Linked DNA regions of Homo sapiens: region 1 is linked to region 2. A link is a contact called in ENCODE Hi-C data. All regions are on one chromosome and are shown on one strand. The core of a region is the stretch at or near the end of the contact, and the rest is flanking DNA. Distances in the headings are between cores, read along the strand shown. Region 1 overlaps AUTS2 (activator of transcription and developmental regulator AUTS2). Region 2 holds the start of AUTS2 (activator of transcription and developmental regulator AUTS2).

What was found. Hi-C counts contacts between places; a loop is a spot of excess contacts on that map. Pooled maps may share reads with other maps.
Region 1: a pooled map shows a loop between it and region 2 (6-fold over the local background). The contact joins the enhancer-like site here to the promoter of AUTS2 in region 2. A Hi-C loop is called at or near these places in 3 of 50 pooled maps.

What each region holds. Positions count from the first base shown.
Region 1 is chr7:70,646,808-70,653,253 of GRCh38, forward strand. All of the region lies in intron 5 of AUTS2 (activator of transcription and developmental regulator AUTS2), which reads left to right. Among named protein-coding and RNA genes, the nearest start is that of GALNT17, 480 kb to the right of the region's middle. RefSeq lists enhancers at 1-425, 1,649-1,698. Within about 2 kb of position 1,469, at least 3 of the 41 ENCODE cell types and tissues checked have a DNase peak (open chromatin) inside an H3K27ac peak, as active enhancers do.
Region 2 is chr7:69,594,489-69,601,133 of GRCh38, forward strand. It overlaps AUTS2 (activator of transcription and developmental regulator AUTS2), which reads left to right and starts at 3,987. Exons shown (of 19, transcript NM_015570.4): 1 at 3,987-5,474. The coding sequence starts at 5,166. It overlaps CT66 (cancer/testis associated transcript 66), which reads right to left and starts at 3,136. Exons shown (of 3, transcript NR_148927.1): 1 at 2,559-3,136; 2 at 2,167-2,203; 3 at 316-1,945. RefSeq lists enhancers at 3,157-3,236, 4,417-4,466 and silencers at 3,547-3,966, 3,987-4,066, 5,231-5,300.

The DNA.
Region 1 (6,446 bases), core at 219-2,718, 1.0 Mb after region 2:
CTGGCCCAGAAGCTGGGGCCAGGACCGGGCCAGCCAGCTCAGAGGCTGTTGAACAATCTGATCAGAGGAGGGCCTTGCCAGTTCCCTACCTTTGCCCATTTTGGATGCTGTTCTGCTCTGGCCTTGCTGCTCATCATTCCAGGCTGGCTGAGCAGTTTCAAACTCAGGGCTGATCCTGCCACCTCTGTGTCTGGGCTGAGCTGCAAGGTCTTTAGCCCAGCATTGCTCAGTCTTGGACATTCTCCCAGCAGAAGTCAGACAAGACCCAGGAGAGAAGTTTGTTTTGTTCAGCAGCTGATTGGATCCGCTCACTGTTGACTTGTGTTCCATGTTGGAGAATGCGTTCTGGTCCCCCTGAGCTGATATAAAGGAGCCCAAACTCAAATCTGTGCCCATTCCACGTTTCCCCTCTACTCCAGGATGGAGAGTTTTTCCTCTCATTCTTATCCACACAGCGAAAAACACTAGACACAGTGAGAAACGCTGGACGGCTCTGGGGGCCGTGGGAGCTGGGATGAGCACTGAACTTCTCTAGGCCTCAGCCCACTTCGCTCTGCAAGCCCTGAATGTGCCTGGACAAGATGACCGGTAAAGGCCATTCCAGCTCTCTGTGCTTTGTAGCCTGAGTCCCTGTGAGGAGTGGTTTGCTTTGAAACACAATATAATCCAGAAAAAACAGCTATCTTAACTTGGCCAGCTCTGCTTTTAAGCAAGAAATAAAGTGATGGTTTCTTGAAAATGATGCTGGCCTTTATAATGCCTTCTCCCTTAATCTCCCCACAAACTGAGACAAGGCATCCTGGGTCACACCCTGGCTCGTCTCCTGTGTGATGTGTTTTCTGGGACTTGCACTTTGGTAACCAGAGGAGACTGCCAACTGGGTATCATACCTGTCTCTCAACCCCTCTTCTGCCCACCACCCTCTCTCAGCCTCCCTATTCCCTGAAGCTAGCATGCCAGGGAGGCAGGTGGCATACGTGGTACAAGGACTGCATGCGCACATTTTGGAATGAAACAGTGGCCTTTCTTTGGAACTCAGACCATCCAGTGTGCTCTGGCTAAAGACAGGATTGTAGATCTAAGAAGTCCATTGTACTGATTAGTTTCATCTCAGTTTAAGCCACTGACCTACCAAGAGTATCCATTCAGGAAATGTCACCCCATGGCCTGATGTAGTGGTAGGAGACTGGAAATAGCTGAGTGATGACGGCATGTACACTCAGCATTGCTTAGCCTTGGGCAGGTACCGAACCTTTCTTTGCCTCGGTTTCTCATTTATAACATGGGAATAATGATAGTACTTACCTCTTCAGGGTTCTGGTGAGGGTTCCATGAACTAAAACACATGAAGAGTCTAGAATTGTTCCTGTGCTGTCCTAGGCCCAGGATGAATGTGAGCTGCTGTGGTTACAGCTAGTGTCATAGTACTCCGCCCCCCTCCACCACCAGACTACCACAGTTTCCTGCATTCTGTGATGCCGTCAGCTCACTGAGTCACCTTCACCAACACCTTTCACGCCTCTGGACTTCAGCTTTCTCATCTGCAGCACGAGGGAGAGGAATGGGCTGAGGCTTGCCATGGTGCTTTCAGGGACAGGCGTGGGAGCATCTGTGGTGAGTTTGCAGTTCTGTGTTGTATATGTCTGCACCAATGAGAGTTTCATGATCTTGAATTTATACATTCATATCATGAAGCACAACCTAGTAGCATGTTTAGATGTAGAAACACGATATAAAAACAAAACAGAATTTGTTTTGGTTTTTGGTTTTTTGTTTTGTTTCGTTTTGTTTTTTGAGACAGTCTCACTTTGTCACCCAGGCTGGAGTGCAGTGGCGTAATCTTGGCTCACTGCGACCTCCGCCTCCCCCTTTCAAGCAATTCTCCTGTCTCAGCCTCCCAAGTAGCTGGGATTGCAGGCATGCACTACCACGCTCAGCTAATTTTTTTTTAAATTTTTGGTAGAGACAGGGCTTCACCATGTTGGCCAAGCTGGTCTCGAACTCCTTACCTCAAATGATCTGCCTGCCTTGGCCTCCTAAAATGCTGAGATTACAGATATGAGCCACCGCGCCCAGCCCTGGAAGGAACCTTTGTTAAGAGTTCATAGTAACAGGGTGCTAAAATGAGTTTATTAAAATAATCCCAGTAGATGAAAGATTAGGAGATCTCTTTTGAGGAAATTAGAGAGTTTAGATCTGTTTTGAAATTAGGGAATGCCTTTTCCTATTGACCTAAGTCTCTGATTATATATGTCAACCTCAGCTTACGGAAAGAAGCTGACATGTCAAAATAAGAAGAATAGGCTGGATATGGTGGCTCATGCCTGTAATCCCAGCACTTTGGAGGCTGAGGCAGGTGGATTGCTTTAGCTCAGAAGTTTGAGACCTTTAGATTAGAAGTTTGAGACCTTTAGATTAGAAGTTTGAGACCAGCCTGGGCAACATCACGAAACCCCATGGAGCATGTCTGTGGTCTCAGCTACTTGGGTGTTTGAGGTGGAAGGATTACTGGACCGCAGGAGGTGGAGGTGGCAATGAGCCAAGATCATGCCCCTGCACTCTGGCCTGGCAGAGTGAGACCCTGTCTCAAAAAAAATAAAAAAGTAAGATGAATAAACAATGGTTAATAGAAACATAAGTGGTGGGACATGGGGGTCAGGATTTAATCTCAGAGTGTCCCAGTGGTGATTTATTTTATTTATTTATTTATTTATTTATTTATTTATTTATTTATTTTTTGAGACGGAGTCTCGCACTGTCACCCGGGCTGGAGTGCAGTAGTGCGATCTTGGCTTGCTGCAGCCTCTGCCTCCTGGGTTCAAACGATTTTCTTGCCTCAGCCTCCCAAGCAGCCAGGATTACAGGTGCCCACCACCATGCCCAGCTAATTTTTTGTATTTTTAGTAGAGATGGGCCTTCACCATGTTGGCCAGGCTGGTCTTGAATTCTGGACCTCGTGATTCACCCGCCTCGGTGTCCAAAGTGCTGGGATTATAGGCGTGAGCCACCGCACCCGGCCCCAGTGGTGATTTTGTAGGTCAGCAGAGATGATCTGTGTGCCACATTTCCTTGTAGCTTAACAATGGGCCTCAATCATGTGGTGCTTGGGTTCTTAGAATGTGGACAGCCAAGACATTCCAGCCACAAGTAACAGAACAAAATGGCTTCAACCATGGCAGGGGGGCGGGTGTGAGTAGTGTTTCTAAATGGGACTGGTTAAGTATTTTGGGGCACGGATTGGCTTCTCTGCCATTCTCTTAGCTTTCTCCTCATGATTTCAAGATGGCCGCCATAGTTATCAGACACTATTTCCTCAGGAAGCCACACTCACAGACAGGAAGGAAAGGTGTTCTTCCTCACGTACCTCTTTTTATCAGGAGGAAATTCTTTTCTAGAGACCCCATAGCAAACTTCCCCTCAGGTTTCACTGGCCAGAACTGGGTTACATACCGTCTCCTAAAACAGTCACCGTCCAAGAATAATGGGATTGCCAAGGGTGGCCTGAGCCTCCTGTAACAGGGGAAGACCACCTGCCCACAGCATGGCGCCATGCAGTACCTGAACAAAACCTGGGTTCAGTGAACTTGAGGGCTCTTGCCTGGGCAACCAACAGGGTCTGTCTGGGACCTTAAAGTCACTGATTCTGACTTAGCACTTAGGAATCAGGCATGTGGTTTAATCTCTCTGAATGTCAAAGAATGTGAGCTGGTCAAGAGCAGATCTAGAACTAGAATCTCTTTTCTCTTACTGTGACTCTCATCCCCACTCAGCTTTCTTCCTGGAATTATTTTTACTTTCAAATGTGTGAAGTCAGACATACAACAATTGTGCATTTCACTTGAAACTAGTATCTCGTTGATTGCTACCAAGAATGTTGTTTAAAATTGAGAAGTACATACATTTACCTCTACATATCTCCAGTGAACTTCTGTGACCATTAACTGTCAATTTTATCAGATTCATTTTACACGCAAAGCAAACACATCTACACCCTTGTCTCAAGAAGTTTCCAGGCTAGATGAAAAAACTGTTCCTGTACCCATGACAGTTAGACATAAATTAATAGTGCCAACTAATTGATTGATGACCAGAGTTCAAATCAGGGGAAGAAAGGATCACGTTGAGGGCATGGCTGAGGCCCAAGAGAATGATTTCAATGGACAGAGAGGAAGGAGGAGGAAGTCCGAATGGGATGAAGATAATGTTGATAGTAATGATCAACATTACAGTTATGAGCACTTGCTGATATGAGTAATGATCAACTACAGTTATTGAGCACTTGCTGTTTGAGATAAAGTTCTAAGCACTTTACATGTCTTAACTTATTTCATCCTCACAAAAGCTATTATGAGATGGGATTATTGTCTTCTCATTATTTCCGCTATATAGATAAGGATCATGACATACAAAGAAGTTAAATAAGGTACCCAGTGCCCTAGAGTTAGTAAATGGTAAAGCTGGACCCAGGTAATGTGGCTTCATAGCCTGCCCCCTCTCTGGTGCTCAGCCTCATTTACTGTAGCAAACTCACGAAACTGGGAAACCCAGGGTTTTGTGAGGCGACTTCTGTACAGGTGTTCCTTAACTTACATTGGGGTTACATCCCGATAAACCCTTCATACGTGGAAAATATTTTAAGTCAAAAATGCATTTAATACACTTAACCTACTGAGCATTGTAGCTTAGCCCAGCCCCCCTTAAACACGCTCAAAACACTTACATTAGCCTACCATCGGGCAGAATCAACTAACATAAGCCTGTTTCATAATAAAGTGTTGAGGATCTCATGTAATTTATTGAATACTGTACTGAAAGTGAAAAACAAGATGGTTGTATGGGTACCTGAAGTGCAGTTTCTACTGAGTGCATATTGCTTTCATACCAGCATAAAGTCGAAAAATCGTAAGCTGAGCCATCGGAAGTTAGGGACCATCTGTATGTTGATTTAGCTGAAGGGAGGATTTATAGGCAAAATAGTGAGATAAAAGGTAGGGAAAGTTTTCACTGAATTCAGAAGTATTTGGAACTGGGGCTGGTCATCTGGATCCCAGAAAACACTGGCAAACACACGCACAGAAATGCACAGAAAAAGAATACCCCAACATTGAACACCAAAGGCCCTCAGACTTTGGCGCCTCCATTTTGAAGGTGAGGGATGTTTCTATGTGTCTGTAAGCAGTGAAGACATCACCGGATTATGATCACATCATACATTGCACACGCCGTCACGGTTGCACGTTGCTCTAATCCCATGTATATTACTGTGTCTATTTGGAAAGCTGCAAGAGCCATTTATTTATGAGTGACTAAGTGGTAGTTGACTGCCTTCAACTCCTCATGTTTTACAAAGTAGGAATCCACAGAGAATAGCAGTAACCAATACACCAAACCACCTTCATTTTGAGATGAATACTGAGAAGTCTTTCATTACTCTGCAGTATAAAGTGTTTACTAAACAGAATTAAGCCACAGCATAATACCCTGCCTTCCTTCTTCTCTATTTGATTCGTCCTACTTAACACCAGCAAAAGTACTTCTGCCATTTTTTTTTTAGGGTTAGACAATTTATGCCATTTAAAGTGTAAAAATGGAATTTACTTGGCAGTTAGAGGGAAAAGAATTGACATTATCTAGACACAAGGAGTTCATGGGTATAAAGTCTCAGATCATCATTTCTGCTAAAGATCAAGTACCTAAGTAAATGTAAAAGACTACACTGAGAGAGACATCCCCAGTTGGAAAATGTGCCAAGTCATAGAAAATTGTGGTAGCCCTGAATTTTCAAGAATGGTTTTGGCCAGATGTGGTGGCGTGCGCCTGTAGTCTCAGCTACTCGAGAGGCTGAGGCAGGAGGATCATTTGAACCCAGGAGTTTGAGTTCAGCCTGGGCAACATAGCAAGACCCTGTGTCTTACTTTTTTAAAAAAAGAATGGTTTTATTGGTGTATTTTGATTATTGTAAACTAATTGTAGACTCTAATTTACTCTTGGATATTGAGATCTGTTTTGACTCTTGGCAATGGTGGTGTTTTTTGGTGATTGGTTGATGTTTTATCTGGCCTGATATCCAGATTCTTTTTTGTAATGTACATACTCTTTCCTGATATCGTTTATATGACAATCCTCCCCTCCCCTTATTTAAATAGAGGTTTAAAAGTTTAACAAGCCCAGGTGTGGTGGCTCATGCCTATAATCCCAGCACTTTGGGAGGTCAAGAGAGGAGGATCACTTGAGCCCAGGAATTCAAGACCAGCCTGGGCAACATAGGAAGACTCTATCTCTACAAAAAAATAAAAAATCAACCAGGCATGGTGGTACACACCTGCAGTCCTACCTACTCAGGAGGCTGAGACAGGAGGATTGCTTTCGAGGCTGCATGAGCTATGATCATGCCACTGCACTCCAGCTTGGGCAATAGAGTGAGACCTTGTCTCAAAAAAAAATTA
Region 2 (6,645 bases), core at 2,737-5,236:
TAATGCTCTCCCTCCCCTTGCCCCCCACCCCTCAACAGGCCCCAGTGTGTGATGTTCCCCTCCCTGTGTCCATGTGTTCTCATTGTTCAACTCCCACTTATGAGTGAGAACATGCGGTGTTTGATTTTCTGTTCCTGTGTTAGTTTGCTGAGAATGATGGCTTCCAGCTTCATTTATGTCCCAAATAAACCACATCTTATTTATCTATTTTACTATTCATAAGCATTGGGTAGTGTCATTAATAATAAAAAAAAACGAAGTATTATATAGGTACTCATATGTACACAAGCAATACTCATATGCATTTATATATACACAGCATTTTAAAGCTTTTTATTGAAGCATAATTTACATACACAGAGATGCATATATCAATAGTACAGCTCAATGAATTTTCACAAACTGAACACACCAGTACCCAGCTCAAGAAACAACACTACCAGCTCCCCAGAAGCCGATTGGTGTTCTCTCCTAGTCATCAGCTCTCTCTCAAGGGTAACCACTATCCTGACTTTGAATAGCATCAATGACTTTTGTCTGTTTCTGTACTTCACATAAATGGAGTCCCGCAATTGTACATCTCCCTTTTTTCACTTAGCACATTTGTAAGGTTCATATATTTTACTGCATTTGGAAGCAGATTGTTCATTCTTAGTGTGGTAGAATGTACTCTGTTGTATGAATATACCACCAATTATTTATCTATTTTACTGTTTATGACCATTTGGGTTGTTTCCTGGTTGGGGGTTATTTATGAATAGGGTTGCTCTGAGTGATTTAATAGTCTTTTGGCACACATGGGACATTGGTATATTCCTAAGCGTGGAACTGCTGGGCCATAGGGTTTTCATATGTTTAACTTTAACAGATATTGCCAGTTTTCCAAAGTGGTTGTACTATATACCTAGCATTTGACTTCCTGAGGAATCATTCTAAGAAGGGCATTTCAGCATAACCATTAAGAGAACAGGTTTTGGAGTCACTCAGATCAAATTTAGCTTATGACTAAGGAGTGGAGGCACCTTGGACAATATGCTTAACTTTAAGCCTCAGTTTACTCAACTGTAAAATAGGAATAATAAAACTTTTCTCAAAATTTATGAGAATTAAATGAGATATTATTTTAATGCAGTTAGAACAGTGCCTGAAACATAATAAATGCTTAGCTTATTATATGGCAGTTATTAATCGCTAGCAGTTAAAACACAGGCAAAATGGAGAATTAGAAACAAATATGGGCAATATAATCCAGAAACAATTTTAATTGTATGACTGAAGAAACCTAAGAAACTCTGACCCAAAAGGCATTGCTAATTCCAGGGAAGATTATATTGAATGCTGAACATTATCCCAAAATGCGTTTGCAAATTACCCTCACCAGAGGCAAGGTTCTTGGATGCAGTGTATTATCATTCATTTTTTTTTCCAGTTATTACTCTTTAAAGACAGGACTGCCAAGGGCTACTCTAGAAAGTCACTAATATAATACCTTTTATTATATTTCCCAATTTCACACCTTCCTCAACCCAATCCCCAAAGTTGTTGAAAGGTGACTGTAATTGCATCGTTAGTTCTTAGCTTTCCTGGAATCTTATCTAAGACAACTTTCACATCCCCCAAAACCCTAAAAATAAGCCCAGATTTTTGCTTTAAATTGCGAAGAACTTGCTTTATTTTGTAGGATGAGCTTGATAACCTCAGCGTGGATTTCAGCAGCTGCCGGAAACAGCACTCTAGAAGTTAACACAGGTACGCTCCGTACTGAGGCACTGTTTTAGCTAACTGCTCCAGGGACAGCAGGCTCAGTCCTCTTAGGTAAGTAATTTTGGAAGGTGGCACTGTGTTCCTAATAAATTGAATCAGATCCCTTAGGTTAGTCACTATTCTTAAGAAATAAAGCACGAAATCAACTTGAAGTCATCTGTTGAGAAGGCCGTGGATAGACCTGAAAAGGAACATTTTGAACATTTAATTGAACCTCTTTGATTTACAGATGAAAAAACTAGTCATTTAAAAAAGTCTTGCCTAAGGTCAAATGTTTTGTTTCCTGGACTGGCATAAAGCTCATCTGTCACAGTCGGGTGGATGTTCCTTTCTGTTCCTGGCAACTTGACCCCCCCGTCCCCCCAACCCCATCTCTCCATCTGATTTCATAAAGATCCAGACCTGGGATTCAGAAACGGGGAAGCTGAAGGAGTGTGACCTAAAACAAGAGAAAGACAAGCTATTAAATTGTTATTAGGAATTATAAGACGAGAGAGGCTTGCCTGCTAGAACGTCAAGAAGCAGTATCTTTTCTGTTTTGTACAACGCTGTATTCCCAGCACCTACAACTGTGCCTGCTAAGCCTGGTAAGGCCTAATAATTGTTAAATGAAAAACAATCAATCACTCAATCATAGATGTGTCAGATTGTGAGAGAAAACACGTCCTTACTGTTTTCTCTACCACCCTCCTTCCAGTAATACTAATAAAATGTGCACATTTGTATTCTAAAGAGGTGAAATCATATACACAGCGCTCTAGCACGGTGCCTGGCCCATTGTAATTAATACATGCCAGTTTATTTTCCTTTTCTTCCTCCACAAGTATGGGCTACTAGGGAGGACGAAGGGTTGGTGCCGTGGTGTTTATGTGCCTGGACAGAAAGTGAAGCGTATCCAAGAGGCTGCTGAGAGCGGGCTGTCGGTCTTTCTGATCCGTATAGATCAATTCCAGTGCCCTGAAAAACGCACAGCTATTTTACCCAGAGAGGCTGGTCGCTTTTGTTGATCGATTCTCGGCTGCAGTCAGCTCTTTAATACAACTTTTTATGAGCATCAGCCACATTGCGGCGGGAGGAGGGGCTGTGGTGGAAAAAGCAGGGAAACCGCCCCCCACTCCCAAAAAGTAAAGGAAGCCCGCGGGGCAGGGACTGCGGTTTGCCGGTCTAACGGGTCCTCGAGCTGGGGCGGCGGTCCCGGCCCCTTCGGCCCCGCCCCTCGCCCGCGGCCGCCTCCGAGGTTCAAGTTCGGCCCCCGGCTGTTAGGCCTCGCGCTCCCGGATCTGAAGCCGCCCGTGCGTCCCTAGGTCCCCCGCTGGAAGACGAGGCGGGAATCCCAGGGGTCATCCGGGCGCGGGGTCGCTCGTCCACGCACTGTGGTGCCACGTGGAGGAAAAGTTTCCAACTCTGCCAGTTGGTGCTCCCACTGCGCCCAGGCGGAGCAAAGGCCCGCGCTTTGGCACCCGCTCCCCGTTCTGTCTCCTCCAGTCGCGCCCCCTCCCAGGGACGCCCCCCTTGTACCCCTTCTCTGAATTCCCTTCTCTCCTCGCAGCGCAGGTAGCCAAGGGAAAACACCCTTGGGGGCTGGTGGGGCTTCCCGAGAAGGCGGCCTCGGGCCGGCCAGGGGTAGAGGATCCAGGGACAAGTGTCCCGAGGAGGATGTGGGGGGCGCGCGCGCGAAGTGGCCTGGGAGCAGGGGCCCACACGCGTCCCCGCTGCGACAGGCGGGATCCTCCGGCGGCTTCCACGCCCTGGCGCGCCAACTCTGCCCGGCCGCGGCCGACCCCACGCGGGCGCCCCCTCCACGCCCCCGCCCCCGCCCCCCTCACAGCTCCCCACCGCCCCCAGTGCGCAGGCCCGGCCGCCCCAGCGCGCATGCCCTGGGCTCGCGAGCGCGGCCAGCCCCCAGCCTTTTGCTTTCTACACACTCTACAACTGGGGAGGGGGCGGGGGAGGAGGGAGCCCAGCCGTCCACGTGATCCCGCCGGCCGGGGCCGCGGGGGCGGGAGCGCGCGCCGAGAGAGGCGCGGGGAGGGCGGGTGCGCGGGAGCGCGCGCACTCGAGCGAGCGAGCGAAAGCACGAACGAGCGAGCGAGCGAGCGAGCGAGCGGGCGGGCGCGGGGTTGGGCTGAGGCGGGCGGCGGCGGCGGCGGCGGCGGTGGGCTGGCCGCGGAGGGGGAGGAGCGGGAGCTGCGCGAGGCAGGCGGGCGGGCGGAGGATGGGGCAGTGCCCGGGCTCCCGCTGCAGCCGCCCGGGGACACGCCGTGCACCCTCCGGCTCGGGGCTTTCTCGGCGGCGGCGGCGGCAGCAGCAGCAGCGTTAGCGGCGGCGGCGAGAGCAGCGTTCCCGGCTGCGCTTCTCCCTCAGGCGGGGCGGCGAGAGAAGCGGCGGCGGCGGCGGCGGCACACCGGTGTCTCTCCCGCTGGAGATTTCTTTCTGCTTTCCTCATCGACTGACTGACTCACCCCCTCCCTTTTTTGAGGAAGGGTGACCTCTTCTCTGGGACTGGAAAAAATATTTTTGTGAGGAGGGGGGCGGGTGGCAGCGACAGGGTTTGCTTCTTCTCTTCTTTCATCTCCCTCTCCTCCCCCCTCGAAGACCGAAAAGCAAACCCCACAACTGCTCCAGCAGCATCCTCCTTCCCTTCCTCCGCCTCCCTTCTCCTCCGCCGCTCGCAGTTTCGCCCTCTCTTCCGCTAATGATTGCATTATTATGCTCCCCTCTCTGGGGGGTCTCGCCCCTCTTGGGTCGCTCCGGAGCCCCGGCCTCCCCTGGCTGCATTTCTTAAAAATTTGGGAGCCTGGGAGTGAGTTTTCTCCGAGGCGTGTGTGAGAGGCGGCGGGGGTGTTTTCCTGCGCGAGGGGCGGGTGAAGTTCATTGCCCCCACTTTTCCCGCGACCTTTTTCGGACCCGATTTTGGATCGAGTTGAGGGGGGCGCGGGCGTTTTCGGGGGGCGGGGGGCGCGGCGGAGAATGGCCGCGGGGAGGGCTCCCCGGAGCCTCCCAGTCTCTTGATCAAAGCATTCCGCTATTCTGATTTATTGCTTGCTTGGTGAGTTATTTTTTTTTCCTCTAAAGGAGACCTGTGTGTTCAGCCATTACTTTGCTCGGCGCTGCTCCCAGGCATCTCCGACCCTCGGTGCTGTGGGGAGCCCCACACTTGGGCTCCTCGCCTCTCGCCCTCGCTCCCCGTCCCTCCTCCCCTCTCTCCGCCCCTTCCCCCTTTTCTTTCTCCTCTCTTTCTTCCCCTCTCTCCCTTCTTTCGGCCGCCGTCTCCCCCGCGCCCTCCTCGGGGCGGAGGGAAGCCGTGAAGGGGGAGGGAGGGCTCGGTGTCAATTTTTTTTTGTGTGGCTGCGGCCGTAGCCTGTGGCGGGCAAGCGGGGAGACCCCGGCGCAGCAGAACCATGGATGGCCCGACGCGGGGCCATGGACTCCGCAAAAAGCGGCGGTCGCGGTCGCAGCGAGACCGGGAGAGGCGCTCCCGGGGCGGGCTGGGGGCCGGCGCGGCCGGCGGCGGCGGGGCTGGCCGGACCCGGGCGCTCTCACTCGCCTCGTCGTCGGGCTCCGACAAGGAAGACAATGGGAAGCCCCCGTCCTCCGCCCCGTCCCGGCCCAGACCCCCGCGGAGGAAGCGGAGAGAGTCCACCTCGGCAGAAGAGGACATCATTGATGGATTTGCCATGACCAGCTTTGTCACTTTTGAAGCGCTGGAGGTAAGGGGGACCCCCCTTCCCCCGGGTTCCCTTTATGCACGACCCCACTCGGCTGCGCCCGGCTCTCCTGCCTCCCTCGCCGCGCTCCGGGCTGTCTGTCTGTCTGTCTGTCTGTCTGTCTGTCTAGGCTGAGGTCTTATTGTTGGTGGGGGGAGCTGGGGGCGCGGGCAGACAGGCAGCAGGAGGGAGTCGCAAAGCCGTGCCTGGTCTCGTTTCCTCGCTCGCCTTTCCCCTGCGCCCCCTCCCTGCACCCCCTCCACAGCAGATGGGCAGAAAGAAAGGGGTTCGGGCATCACAACAATGCGCCCCCTCTCCACAGAGAGCTCTGCCCCCACTCCTTCCTCCTCTCCCTCCCCAATCATGGCTTCTTGGCTGGTGGAAGTCTCTTTGCTGGGTTTGGGGCGCCTGTGGACGGTTCTGTGTGCTTTCTACAGAGTCATATGTTCGTGTGTGTGTGTGTGTGTGTGTGTGTGTGTGTGTCTGTGTAGTATATACCTTTCCCGGGTGTCCTCGGGACTGGAGACTGATGGGGTTTTGTGATTTCTTTGCGCCTCCCCCCATTACCCCCCCATATTCTTTTTTTTTTTTTTTTTTTGGTGAAGCTGGGGAAGGGGGCGTTTTCTCCTGGTTGGGAGAAAGGAGGGAGGAGGGGAGAGAAGAGGGAAGGGTGGAATAGCTCTCTGTATTCTGTATGGGGTTCTGTTACAGAAAGGGTTAATTATAATATTATCTATACACATACATAGGCACATGTGTGTGTGTACATGAGCAATTTAGTTAAAGGACAGAAAAAGGTACACCAGGGAAGACTGGTGGGAGGGAAGAATAAAATCCTAGCTGCTATCTGAAGGGCTTGTCACCAATTGTCCCTCTCCCTTTCCTTTTTTGTGTTTTCTTTTTTTTCTTTCTAAGTGATTGGCTTTGTGTGTGTCTATGTGTGTGTCTTTCTTTATTCCTTGGGCACCTGCAGCGTTGATTTTCAAATGCACATTTTCCTTCCAGCCAACTGGCTCCTAGGGTAGGGGGAAAGGGAAAAGGGAGGGAGGGGGAGACTGTCCAGGGTTGGGGGGAAACTGTCTTTGCCTGGACCTGTCTCCTTTGGTGTGGTATTGGTCATTGGCCTCTATAAATTTAACCGCCTAATTTCCTCCCCCACCTCCCTGTCCCCACC